2 separate regions of the Mus musculus genome follow, and region 2 is linked to region 1. A link is a loop called in an ENCODE intact Hi-C map of the cell type or tissue named here. Cell type or tissue: heart. All regions are shown on one strand.

Evidence for each region. Hi-C counts contacts between places; a loop is a spot of excess contacts. Peaks named below come from ENCODE experiments on the same cell type or tissue, not always from the same donor. Only the 100,000 strongest peaks of a DNase experiment are listed, where the experiment ranks them.
Region 2: a loop joins it to region 1, with 9 times the contacts of the local background. A loop is called at or near these places in 5 of 42 quality-filtered maps.

The regions. Positions count from the first base shown.
Region 1 is chr9:109,831,443-109,833,942 of GRCm38, forward strand. It overlaps Nme6 (NME/NM23 nucleoside diphosphate kinase 6), which reads left to right and starts at 1,352. Exons shown (of 7, transcript NM_018757.1): 1 at 1,352-1,365; 2 at 1,754-1,853. In heart, a CTCF peak has its summit at 1,088 (motif pointing left); DNase peaks (open chromatin) are centred at 1,329 and 1,529; H3K4me3 peaks cover 1,732 bases; H3K27ac peaks cover 1,491 bases.
Region 2 is chr9:109,684,531-109,687,030 of GRCm38, forward strand. The region is part of intron 9 of Fbxw18 (F-box and WD-40 domain protein 18); the gene reads right to left. Among named protein-coding and RNA genes, the nearest start is that of Fbxw18, 17 kb to the right of the region's middle. In heart, a CTCF peak has its summit at 957 (motif pointing right); no DNase peak of the experiment used is centred here.

The DNA of each region.
Region 1 (2,500 bases):
GAGCAGAGAGCCTCTTCGTTAGTTCTTAACAACAGTTCCAAATAAACCTCTACATCCTCCTTTACATCTGCCCTTTGATTATGCTGGCTTGTTGTTGAGAATGGTTGAAACACATGTAAACTATGCAACCAGTCTTCCACTGTGTGTGTTGTATGTGCATGCAGAAGCCACATAGGCAGAAGGAAAACTGAGCTCATGGGAGGTCTCTTATACTCCAGAGGTATGTTAATGAGGATGAACTATAGAAAGTAAACTTGGGGGGCTGGTGAGATGGCTCAGTGGGTAAGAGCACTGACTGCTCTTCCAAAGGTCCTGAGTTCAAATCCCAGCAACCACATGGTGGCTCACAACCATCCGTAATGAGATCTGACACCCTCTTCTGGTACGTCTGAAGACAGCTACAGTGTACCTGAGCGAGCGAAGTGGACCAGAGCAAGTGGGGCTGATCAGAGTGAGCAAAGGTCCTAAAAATTCAGTTCCCAACAACCACATGAAGGCTCACAACCATCTGTACAGCTACAGTGCACCCATATACATAAAATAAATAATAATATTATTAAAAAAAAAAAAAAAAAGAAAGTAAGTAAACTTGGGCATGGCCGGCCTGGGAAGTAAAATTAAAACAAGATGCCTGACTGCAGGTATATAGTAAGGTTATTCTCATCCCGTGAAAGCAGAAATGAACTCATGCCTTCACCAGCAGGACAGGCAGACAGACAAAAAATGAACTTTCAGACTGGAGAGATGGCTCAGTGTTTAAGAGCACTCACTGATCTTGCAGAGAAGGTGGGTTCGATACCAGAACCCACACAATGGTTCAAAACATCTGTAACTTCAGTTCCAGCTGACAGCCCTTTCTGGCCTCTACTGGCACCAGTCACCCTGGTGCTGTACCCAGACATACCTACAGGCAAAACATCATAATAAATGGATTTTCACACTAGAGAGATAGCTCAGTGGTTAAGGGTACGGCACAGACTGCTCTTCATGGGAACCTGGGTTATATTCCCAATACCCAGGTCTAAGCTCACAGCCATCAGGTTCCAGAGGATCCAGCGCCCTCTCCTGGTTTCATAGGCACAAGGAACGCACGTGAAACATACATGCGCAGGCAGAATACGCTTACACGTAAAAAATTTTTAAATTAAAGCCTTTAAAAAAAATAAAGAAATGGACTTTCCTGAGGAAGATACGCTGTGTAAACAAGCTGCCGGCGCCGCAACAGATCTCTCTAGCCCACCAGGCGTGCAGCGCCAGACTGCAGGATCCGGAGGGCTGCCCTGCCGCGTGCCTGAAGGACCCCAAAGGACCCGTGGGCTATCTTGCTCAGTGCCTGGTGACCAGGAGGATTGGCGGGAGTACCAGGTGAACCCAGAACCCGGGCTCGCTTTGGAGACCGAATAACTGAGTCTGGTGTGGGCTTCGGCCTGTAGTAGAGAAGCCCAGGTTGTTCGGTTGTGTCCTAGAATACGAGGGCAATAGGAGGGTTGGGAGCCAAGACTTAGGGGGCGGCTGGGGAGGGAGGGAGACGAGTAGGAGGTGTGGCTGCAGAAGTGGAGTTGACGGGCCAGCGACCACGTGACTAGCGTGGGCGCTAAAGTAGTGGCTTCCTCAGTTGGCCAGGCAACTTGTAAAACGTGTAAATGTCTGATCGGTTGACAAAGTCAAGCCAGTTTCTTTGCTTGGCAGCACTTTCTTGTAAACCAATAACTAAGACAGCCCTAACCTAACTGGAACCACACCCTCTCTACAGATCGCCGGTCCTCCCAGGAGACCCCTTAGCAGCCTGGCCTTGGAATGGCTAGATCAGGTTCATGCACTGATTCATCCAGCTAAGATCTGTGGAAATCCAGGTATGTACTAGGCACCCTGCGGAGGGACTGAGGTGAAGATGGTGAGCAAAGCGGACTTGTGCTTTCATGAAGCTGTCCTTTATGTGGACTATGTAACCGAAGGAAGCATTGAGAAAGTATGACTGCAGACGTGAGCCGAGTGCAAATGGGCAAGTGGGAGATAAGCAGGGAGTGGAACTTGGGGGCTGGGGGGAGAGGATGGGAACACGTCCTTACACGAAGATAGTCAGGCCAGAAAGGCATGGGACTGAAAACACCTATGACACTGGAGCAGAAGAAGTAAGGTGCACCACATGAACCCAGAGGAGTGCCCAGGGACAGAAGTGCCAAAAAGGGCAGGTTAACGTCCCAGAGTCTGTGTGAGGACCTTTGTCTTCAAAAATCAGAATATCCTTTGGAGGGTTAAAGAGGAGTCTATATGATTAGCTTTCATTCCAGTAGCTGTAATGTTCTTTAGCACAGATTTGCAGAGTGGCGAGAGTAAAGTTTAGACACCATCACAGAGGGTGTCACAGAAGTCCAAGACAAAGGGGTAATGGTAATTATAAGGAAAAGATTTGTATGGACTTTTTTTTTCTGGTTTTGGTTTTTCGAGACAGGGTTTCTCTGTGTAGCCCTGGCTGTCCTGGAACTCACTCTGTAGACCA
Region 2 (2,500 bases), 150 kb before region 1:
ATGCCCCCTCAACAGAGGAATGGATACAGAAAATGTGGTACATTTACACAATGGAGTACTACTCAGCTATTAAAAGAATGAATTTATGAAATTCCTAGGCAAATGGATGGACCTGGAGGGCATCATCCTGAGTGAGGTAACACAATCACAAAAGAACTCACATGATATGTACTCACTGATAAGTGGATATTAGCCCAGAAACTTAGAATACCCAAGATACAAGATACAATTTGCAAAACACATGAAACTCAAGAAGAACGAAGACCAAAGTGTGGACACTTTGCCCCTTCTTAGAATTGGAAACAAAACACCCATGGACAGAGTTACAGAGACAAAGTTTGGAGCTGAGACAAAAAGATGGACCATCTAGAGACTGCCATATCCAGGGATCCATCCCATAATTAGCCTCCAAACGCTGACACCATTGCATACACTAGCAAGATTTTGCTGAAAGGACCCTGATATAGCTCTCTTGTGAGACTATGCCAGGGCCTAGCAAACACAGAACTGGATGCTCACAGTCAGCTATTGGATGGATCACAGGGCCCCCAATGGAGGAGCTAGAGAAAGTACCCAAGGAGCTAAAGGGGTCTGCAACCCTATACGTGGAACAACAATATGAACTAACCAGTACCCTGGAGCTCTTGTCTCTAGCTGCATATGTATCAAAAGATGGCCTAGTCGGCCATCACTGGAAAGAGAGGCCCATTGGTCATGCAAACTTTATATGCCCCAGTACAGGGGAACGCCAGGGCCAAAAAGTGGGAGTAGGTGGTTAGGAGGGTGGGGAGAGGGTATGGGGGACTTTTGGGATAACATTGGAAATGTAAATGAGGAAAATACCTAATAAAAAATATTTAAAAAGGAAAAAATGTTTATTTTAAAACTGAGTTCTGTTCCCTTAGCCAAACTTGATACACAGTGAATGTAGCAGTGCATCCCCTCCCCACTAGGGGGCACGGTGGGGCACATGTCAATTATTCCATTCTTTAGTACTGACAGAAACCTCTAATGGATCACACAAGAGCTTAAGTGTCAGGCCTACCCTGTATTCACTACCCCAGCACAAGGAAGACAAAGTACCTTGCCCAAATTTTAAGTCTCCTGAGAGTCAAAGCAAATCTAGCTCAAATACATTAAGCTCCAACTATTTATACTAGATTCACCAAGAACGAGTTTCTAGAAATTAAATAAAAAGCTTAAAATCACAGGGGCATTACCCCTGATCTATAGAATGACAGACCCCAATGACAATAGATCTTTCAGCACATCATACAAGCCAGACAAACAGGATAAAGTCCTTTCCAAATCTTGAAGGAGAAGAAAATACCAATGAAAAAAACCAAGACTGAGTGAAAGCGAAAAGGTTCAGGAATTCAAAGCAAGCATTGGATACATAAAGTTTTAGGCTAGCCTTAATTACATAGCAAGTTTCAGGCCAATCTGGGAGTATACAAGATATCTCAAAAAAAAAAATACATGTACATGCTCAAATACACACACACACACACACACACACACACACACACTTTACATACAAAAGGCCGTCTTGAGCAAAACAACAAAACTGAAGCCATCACATATCAGATTTAAAAATATATCACAGCAAGCTGCTGTGATCAAACCAGAATGAATGACACTGCCCTCAAACACACGCATCACAGCCTAGAAGGAGAACCTGCACTTTTATCATTTGTTGATTTTTTTTATTTAAGGACAAGAAATAGACCCTCTAGTAAATGGTGTCACAGAGATTCAAAGACCACCATATTCTTATACCTCCCACTACTCAATAATTCAATAATCAACTCATAACACATTGAAAGAAAGACTAGATCTGAGACTAGAAAATCACTAAGAGAATCTGTAGAAAAAGCTCCATGACTTGGGTCTAGGCAGGAGTTCTTGGCTAGGAACTCCCAAGTACCAGCAACCAAAGCAAGAATTGACAAATAGGACTGAATCAAACTATAAGGTCTCTCCACAGCATAGTGGAGAAAACAAACAAAACACCAAAACCTACCAAACAACAACAACAAATAATCAATACAATGAAGATAACCCCCACAGAGTGTGAGGGGAAAATGAAATAAGATTTCAATGTATAGCAGAGACTAGCATTGAATTTGAATGTAGCATATGCTAGCCTCAAACTTGAAGTAATTTTTCTGCCTTAGTTTCCAGCAGGCTGGAATTATAGCTCTGTGCCACTATGTTCAGAGGAAGAAATATCTTTAAGTCATACATGTAATTTAAGTTATATTGGTAAATTGTCATGTGCTGTTGGCCCTTATTGAATAGGGATACTGGGTGAACACGTTTAGCCCCAGTACTATGGAGACAGAGACTGGTGGATCTCAAGGTAGAGTTCAATGTCAGCCTGATTCCAAGACTGCTGAGACTACACATAAAAATCCTGCAAGAGCAGGGACTCTTTTTTTCTTTTCCTTTTTTTTTGGGGGGGGGGGGAGGGTCATGGTATCTTGCTAAATGGCAATCA